2 separate regions of the Homo sapiens genome follow, and region 2 is linked to region 1. A link is a loop called in an ENCODE intact Hi-C map of the cell type or tissue named here. Cell type or tissue: ovary. All regions are shown on one strand.

What was found. Peaks named below come from ENCODE experiments on the same cell type or tissue, not always from the same donor. Only the 100,000 strongest peaks of a DNase experiment are listed, where the experiment ranks them.
Region 2: a loop joins it to region 1, with 5 times the contacts of the local background. A loop is called at or near these places in 1 of 110 quality-filtered maps.

The regions. Positions count from the first base shown.
Region 1 is chr6:149,343,168-149,347,167 of GRCh38, reverse strand. All of the region lies in intron 1 of TAB2 (TGF-beta activated kinase 1 (MAP3K7) binding protein 2), which reads right to left. Among named protein-coding and RNA genes, the nearest start is that of TAB2, 27 kb to the right of the region's middle. In ovary, no CTCF peak of the experiment used is centred here; no DNase peak of the experiment used is centred here.
Region 2 is chr6:148,772,532-148,776,531 of GRCh38, reverse strand. The region is part of intron 1 of UST (uronyl 2-sulfotransferase); the gene reads right to left. It overlaps LOC107986659 (a long non-coding RNA gene), which reads left to right and starts at 2,969. Exons shown (of 2, transcript XR_001744408.2): 1 at 2,969-4,000. In ovary, no CTCF peak of the experiment used is centred here; no DNase peak of the experiment used is centred here; H3K4me3 peaks cover 344 bases; H3K27ac peaks cover 631 bases.

The DNA of each region.
Region 1 (4,000 bases):
AGGATCAAGAAAAGTGCAATAAATCTAAGACGGAATGGTTATACTTCATCAAAACATATTATATAACTACCTTTTGTGCATTTTATAATTCATACCTCATTATTATTTTGCAATACATTATTGTTCACTGCCCTCTTTCACTCTAATTTTTGGATAATCTATCCTGTGCATAAATATCATCTATAAAAGAAAACAGGAGCTAAGTATGATAATAAGTTCCTATTTATGGGTAAAAGGGAAAGAGGAGAAAAGAGAATAAAAGCACTTGAAGGAACCAATTTTCATCTTACACCAACCATAAACATTTATAACAAACCAATTCACTGAATGATGTGTAGAAATTTTAATAAGTTGGTTAAATATTAATTTAAAATGGCACCTTAATATTCAGAGAAAGTTATAAGAAGTATCACCAGCTGGGCACGGTGGCTTATGCCTGTAATCCCAGCACTTTGGGAGGTCGAGGTGGGCGAATCACCTGAGGTCAGGAGTTCAAGACCAGCCTGACCAATATGGTGAAGCCCCATCTCTACTAAAAATACAAAAATTAGCTGGGCGTGGTGGCAGGCACCTGTAATCCCAGCTATTTGGGAGGGTGAGGCAGGAGAATTGCTTGAACTCGGGAGGCGGAGGTTGCAGTAAGCCGAGATCACACCATTGCACTCCAGCCTGGGCAACAAGAGCGAAACTCTGTCTCAAAAAAAAAAAAAAAAAAAAAAGTTTCACCAACTGATCTGATCCCCATGCAGTTTCAATGCCTTACTTGGTCCCATGATTCTTCCTGTTCATCTCATATAACTCTGCTCATTTTCTTTCTAATGTCATAGCCCTCAGCTGACTTTTTCCCATAGTGGACTCCTGGCCAGCTGCTAAGGGAGAGGGGTGTGTGTGTGTGCATGCGTGCATGCGTGGGCGTGTGCACAATAGCACTAGGAGTATGATAAGTTCACAAGTTAGACAAAGTGTACATGGATATTTGCTACTACTAATAAAGTATCAGAGTTCTAGCTTTCTATCCATCTATCCATCCACCCATCCACCCCTTCCTCCCTCTCTTCATCTATCCAGCTATATGAATTAAAGCATCTAATCTAGAAAAAACACACGTGTTTAAAGTGGTGTAAACAAGAATGGTCATCCCAGTGTGTGCTTCTAAAAACAACCTCAATGGCCATCTAGGAGGAATAAATAAATACATTATTGCATAGCCACACTAAGGAACACCATGCAGCTTTTTGTTGTTGTTGTTTAGTGGAATATGATGTCCAAATAATTATATGGACAAATATATCCAAATAATTATATGGACCTATAAGACCTTATTGACTGAAAAAAAATCAAGATGCAGATTCCATGTATAACACCTTTTGTGTAAAAATAAAGACACACAAAAGATGCATTATATTAAAAAGCTTTTAAAAAATGTTTTGTCCTTTCCTATGATGCTGAAAATAGATGTATTTTAAACAGATATTTTTATATGATTGTATAGGAAAGATTCTGAAAGTATACACACACTAATTATTCTGGAGAGGGGGCTGAGTAGAAGGACACATGGATGGAAGGTATTCCAAGGAGGTTTAGTCATCTGTCCCAATTTTTATAATAACACATATTCATGCATTACTATAAAGTTATTCCTTATATATTTCTCTATAATATTACTTGTATTCTGATATGTAGATAGAGTAAGAATAGAACAGAATGAGTTATTTGAAGGTACCTGTATTAGCCAACCACAGGTACCTTCAAATAACTCAAAGCCTGTGTTGTCTATGCTGAAACTGTTATGGATGTGCAGTTTACAGCTGCAGCACTGACCAATTATCAGGATGCTTGATAGATGAGATTTACAGTTACTTTCTAACTTAAATGTTACTTATGAATTTATATATGTAGGTCCATCCATGATTAACCATGTCTAAGCTTAGTGTCATAATTTGTAATCCTTGGTTAAAACAAAGAAGCCAGGTGACTTTTTTTTTTACCTAAAGGCTAACTCAAGGTGAACTATTTATTATGCAAGCACTCAAACTGACTAAGTATTACACATCTACCAATGAGATGGTTTAATTAATTAAAGGAAAGAGGTAAGGGGTGGTAGAAAAAGAAGTAGGCTTATTGTTACTATTAAATATAAGAGTCTCCCAATAAACACAATACCTTTATGGAAAGTTATTGTACTATCATATACAAAGGTGGACAAGACACGCTGTTTTCTCTGAGCCTAGAGTATAATCACTTTGGTTCTACACTTACTATGAGCCAAGTCCTGTGCTAAATGCCTTAAACATGTATTATTTCAGTTACTTTTTACAATATTCCAGTAGTGAGGATTAAGTGAGAAACTGCAGGTAAAACTCTTTGCACAATGCCTGACAGAGTAAATGTCCCTTATTAGGCATTACTACTGCCTAACCTCTAACTTCATCAATTCAACCCTCACTCTACGGTAGTCAGCTTTTCAAAAGATTCACTGACTTAACACATACCAGTTCTGAGAAATCTTCAACGGATTCCCATTGCCTATTAAAGTCCAAACTCCTTCATCTGACATTCAAAAAAACATGACATAGCTCCATCTCCCATCACACCCCTCCCTATCCAACTATTCTCTATGCACACTGGACTGCTCACAATTTCTATAATATATTAAATACTTTCATCTCCATAACTTAGAAATACTCTTGCTGCTTTCTCTAAAGAATTCTATTTATCCTTCATGGTTCAGCAGAAACATTACCTTCTCCACAAAGCTGATTCTCTCCAGTACTCTTAAGTATGTTGTATGCATCTCTATTACGATACTTTCATATTACTTGTCTGTAAGCTCACTAAAACAAGGTTTATTGATTTCTACATCCCAGCTGTGTCTATTTACATTGAATAATGGAGAAAAATTTCACCATTAATAGCACCACTGAAAATAACTAAGACTTGATATTCATATGTAATTCCTTCTTCAATTTCTACTTCAATTCACCTAACAGTGGTAATGACCCTAACTAGTAGCTCCCTTTCCAGCTCTAATTCAACACTCAGTGACACATAATTCTTTAAACACCAAACAAATAATGTGGCACATAATCAGTGACCTAATGCTGACTAAATTGCCAGACATTAAATTCATTATGCATTAATACTGCAGGAAGGGATGTAAGGAAGGAGTTAAGCACATGCTAGAATATTAGGATTGCCTTTTAAATTCACAATTGGGATACAAAATTCCTCTTCAGTTTTCGGTAATCTCTAACCTAGATAAACTGAACTAAAATCAAAAGACATGTATGATTATCTACCCATTTAGTAAATAAACTCATCTTTCAGGGATTAATTCTGTTTCTACATCTATATATATTGGTAAAAGGAATAAATATCCTTAAAAGCTAATTGATCTTGGCCCTCTAACCATTCATGAGTAGCTTTCTCTTGGTTAAAATCTAAGGCATTAGGAAACCTCAGTTTTTGGTTTTGTTGTTACACTCCAGGATGACTCTGACTATTTGTAACTTCCTTGGCTGGTTTCTTTTGGGTAATCAAGTAAAATATTAGCAAATATTAGTTATACACTTAGTTTAAAAATATAACTAAATTCTTCAGGTAAAGTACTATATAATACATTGCTCGGTTCTATCCAGAAATAATATGTCTAATTTCCAATTACTGAAGAATATATTAACCTTTTTTTTTTTTTTTGAGACGGAGTCTCACTCTGTTGCTCAGGCTGGAGTGCAGTGGTGCAATCTCAGTTCACTGCAACCTCCGACTCCCTCAGTTCAAGTGATTCTCGTGCTTCAGGCTCCCAAGCAGCTGGGACTACAGGTGCACGCCACCAAGCCTGCCTAATTTTTTTGCATTTTTAGTGGAGGCGGGGTTTCGCCATGTATGAATATATCAACTTTTTAGGTAAAGGCATTAGTAGGGTAGAATAGTTGAGGATCTCAGGAAGAGGGAAGTAGTTTCATTAACTGAATTCCCTATACTGCTTGTACTCAATGTA
Region 2 (4,000 bases), 570 kb after region 1:
ATCTCATTAAACTTTAAGTTTCACTTCAAAACTCACCACGTGCAGAAAAGAATGAGATGATTCTGCACAAAACTGGTCATCACAATAAAACAGCTTTATTTCCAAGTCCCTGAAAGGCTCAGTTGCGTCATTGACCACACTCCCACCCTCAAAAATCCACCGCAAACACTTCTGCTGAGAAGAGGATTGAACACATAGGAAAATGTAAGCTAATGGTCATATTTTTAAAAATCTTGGAAGAAGATCCACTAAGGGCCTGAATGAGAACCAGAAAGTGCTCCTCTTCTGGAAACCAGGACTGGAGGTCTGAAGCAAAAGCCAGAATTTCTCTAACACAGAACAACACCAGGCTGGTATTTAAAGAGATCTTTCTTGTCTATTTTTTTTCCTTCAGAGGAGGCAAATTTGCCCTATTAATTCAGCCAAAATAAATAAGGACAATTCTCTGGAATTCACATGTCCTTTAAAAAATGCAGAAAATAAAGTGTAAGTAATAAAATTTCAGCTCATAATTCCTCCAAGTTATAAAACAATAGCAATAACAATCAAATATATACGTCCTGTTCTCCTAGAACAAGGTATAAAATTCATATTTTACCAGGCCGGGCGCAGTGGCTCACACCCGTAATCCCAGCACTTTGGGAGGCTGAGGCGGGCAGATTTCCTGAGGTCAGGAGTTCGAGATCAGCCTGACCAACATGGTGAAACCCCATCTCTACTAAAAATTTCAAAAAAAATTAGCTGGGCATGGAGGCGTGTGCCTGTGATCCCAGCTACTCGGGAGGCTGAGGCAGGAGAATTGCTTGAATCCAGGAAGCAGAGGTTGCAGTGAGCCAAGATCGTGCCACTGCACTCCAGCCTGGGGGATAGAGTGAGACTCTCTCCCCGCCCCAAAAAAAAAAAAATTTAATTAAAAAAAGAGTTACAATCAACTAAAACCAACACAGTTTTCAGGGATGTATGTGTGTATGCACACCCACATGCACACACATACACATACACAGAGGTAGTTTCACAGTGACTGCTGAAGTTTAAATTTCAGGAGCCCTTACTTTTATGAGCTCCTTTCCAAGTCTGAGGGGTGGCTCTAACAATAAACGCACATGCTCACGTTTTTTTTGCAAAATCTGCAAAAGGAAACTGCCATTGGTAAAGACCACCACCTCGCTCCATCCTAACTTCCCCTTCTCCACACAACCTCTCACGCTGGGCGACACTGCACTGGAGTGGGCATTTTTTTTTAACTGACAATGTTTTATTCTTTGTCCTAAAGGAAGCTGTCAAATTCACATAATATTCAAGCCCTGCAAAACTTGGCAGAGAACAATAAATACAAGACCAAGAATACTAGTTACCTCAGGTAGAGGGCGGGCCTAGGAGGGACGGAGAGGATAGCATATGTATGTTTAAGATATTCTCAATATTGGGAAACCCTTGTTAGAGGTGAGATCATTATGAAGTCAAGGAGGAATTAACAAGCTTTTCTTTCATGCACTCTTTTTTTTTTCTTTGAGATGAAGTCTCACTCTGTCAGACTCCAGGCTGGAGTGTAGTGGCGTAATCTCGGCTGACTGCAACCCCCGCATCCCAGGTTCAAGTGATTCTCCTGCCCCAGCCTCCCCAGTAGCTGGGATTACAGGCGCCTGCCACCATGCCTGGCTAATTTTGTATTTTTAGTAAAGACGGGGTTTCACCATGTTGGTCAGGCTGGTTTCGAACTCCTGACCTCAGGTGATCCGCCCACCTTGGCCTCCCGAAGTGCTAGGATTACAGGCGTGAGCCACCGCACCTGACCTCATGCACTCATTTTTCTCTGAAATTCACAAATCCTCTAAAAAATGCTGAAAAGAAAGTCTGAGTAACAAATTTTTCAGCTTGTATTTTCATTCCATTCCCCCCACAGATTTTTGTTCTAACAGATTATACTTCACGCTTGAAATTACTGTATTGATCTCTCTGTTCTATTTCTACATGACAAAACTATGTAGGTAAAGTAAAATTCATTTAAAAAATATTCTTGTGACCATAATGCTTTAAAAGTTTAAACTATATATCCTGAATTTGAGTTATTATTAAGATTACCTTTGTTTCACAGTTGATCAAAACAATATAAAGATTTTACACATTTCACAAATAATTAAAATCAAAAGTGGAATTTGATCATAAATACAGTGAATAGGGCCTTGTCTATAAGTAAATTTCACTGATTTCAATTTTATTCCTATTTATTCATTATATTTTTATATATATATATATATATAAAATAACCTTGTTCGCTTTAACAGACAGGAATGGAGAGTGTTTAGTTATAGCCGTGTCACACGCTTCTTTAACATCTTTCTAAATCCCATAGTGATCTGTTGGTGATCTACCTGAGGGGATAACTAGATTAGATCCTCCTTCACTTTGGTTGAAAGCCAAGAATAGGAGCCACGTGACCTGCAAAAGGGTTTGCTGTAGTCACTAGTCATTCACTTTCTCCATGCCAGGATTTTGAATTCTTCCTTTGGTACCTGGAGGTGTTTGACACCAGCATAGAGTCAGATAAGCTTCTTTATAAAGTCGGGGAGGACAGAGGGAAGCTGGTGGGAATTGGGCCGCAAGACAAGTTCTCAGGGAGATCAATTTTAGGGAAGAATAATCTGGCAGCAGACATTTGGCAATTTGATTCCTCTTAGACAATCCCTGCTCAACGCCCATCCCGCTGGAAGTCTTTGCGTTCATGGCGCCCCACGTACAAAAAAATGCTATTCTGAGCCCTAAACCTGGCATTTGGTGCAAATTCACACCTTCACTCTGACATCTGTCCCTCACACTGTCCTTTTGTTCAGTGTAAAACAAAAGTATGGATGCCCTACAAAAATATGTGAACAAAATGTCACCCAACGGAAAGAATTTGAATATTTACCTTTCCCTGTGTACTAAAAGAAATGTAGTTTTGTGTGTGCATAGAAAACAGTCTTCTGGGATTTGCATTTACCTCATTTATACTTGAAAAATAAATTAGACTCTTAATACATACATGTCATATAATTCCAAACATGAAAAACAATCACTTTTTTTTTTTTTTGAGACAGAGTTTTGCTCTTGTCACCCAGGTTGGAGTACAGTGGCACAATCTTGGCTCACTGCAACCTCTACTTCCCGGGTTCAAGCGATTCTCCTGCCTCAGCCTCCTGAGTAGCTGGGATTAAAGGCATCTGCCACCACAGCCGGCTAATTTTTGTATTTTTGGTAGAGATGGGGTTTCACCATGTTGGCCAGGCTGGTCTCGAACTCCTGACCTCAGGTGATCCCACCCATCTCAGCCACCCAAATTGTTGGGATTACAGGCGTGAGCCACCAGACCTGGCCAACAATCACCATTTTAAAATTCATATAAATTTAGGTAAAATTAAAAGATATGGAAATTTAAGTCTCAAATTGTAATGCACTTTATAATTCTTTCAACATAGATCCTATTTTCTATAATTTTTTTTAAAATTCCTTAAACAATTTTGTGAGATCACGTACCCACCAATGCCTAGAATAAGAATATGTCAAGACTTGCAAAAGTTTGCTGAATTGGAAAAAGAGGTTCGCAAAAAAATGTTAATAAAGTTGTTGAAAAATAGTAAAATCAATTCCATCCTCTAATTGACAACTATTGTAAAATTGGAAGTATGTTTGATCTTTTCTTAAAAGTTCCTCTAACAGATAAGGTTTTAAGACATTCAAAATATGTTCATTTGGAATTTCCCCCTCTGAGAAAGATTCTGGCCCAGATCTCATGTCTTAGGGATGGGGAGTAACACTGAAAGCTCAGAAGGGGCTGGACACGGTGGCTCAACCTGTAATCCCAGCACTTTGGGAGGCCGAGGTGGGAGGATCACTTGAGGCCAGGAGTTTGAGACCAGCCTGACCAACATATCGAAACCCTGTCTCTTCTAAAAATGCCAAATATTAGCCGGGCATGGTGGTGCACACCTGTAATCCCAGCTACTTAGGAGGCTGAGGCATG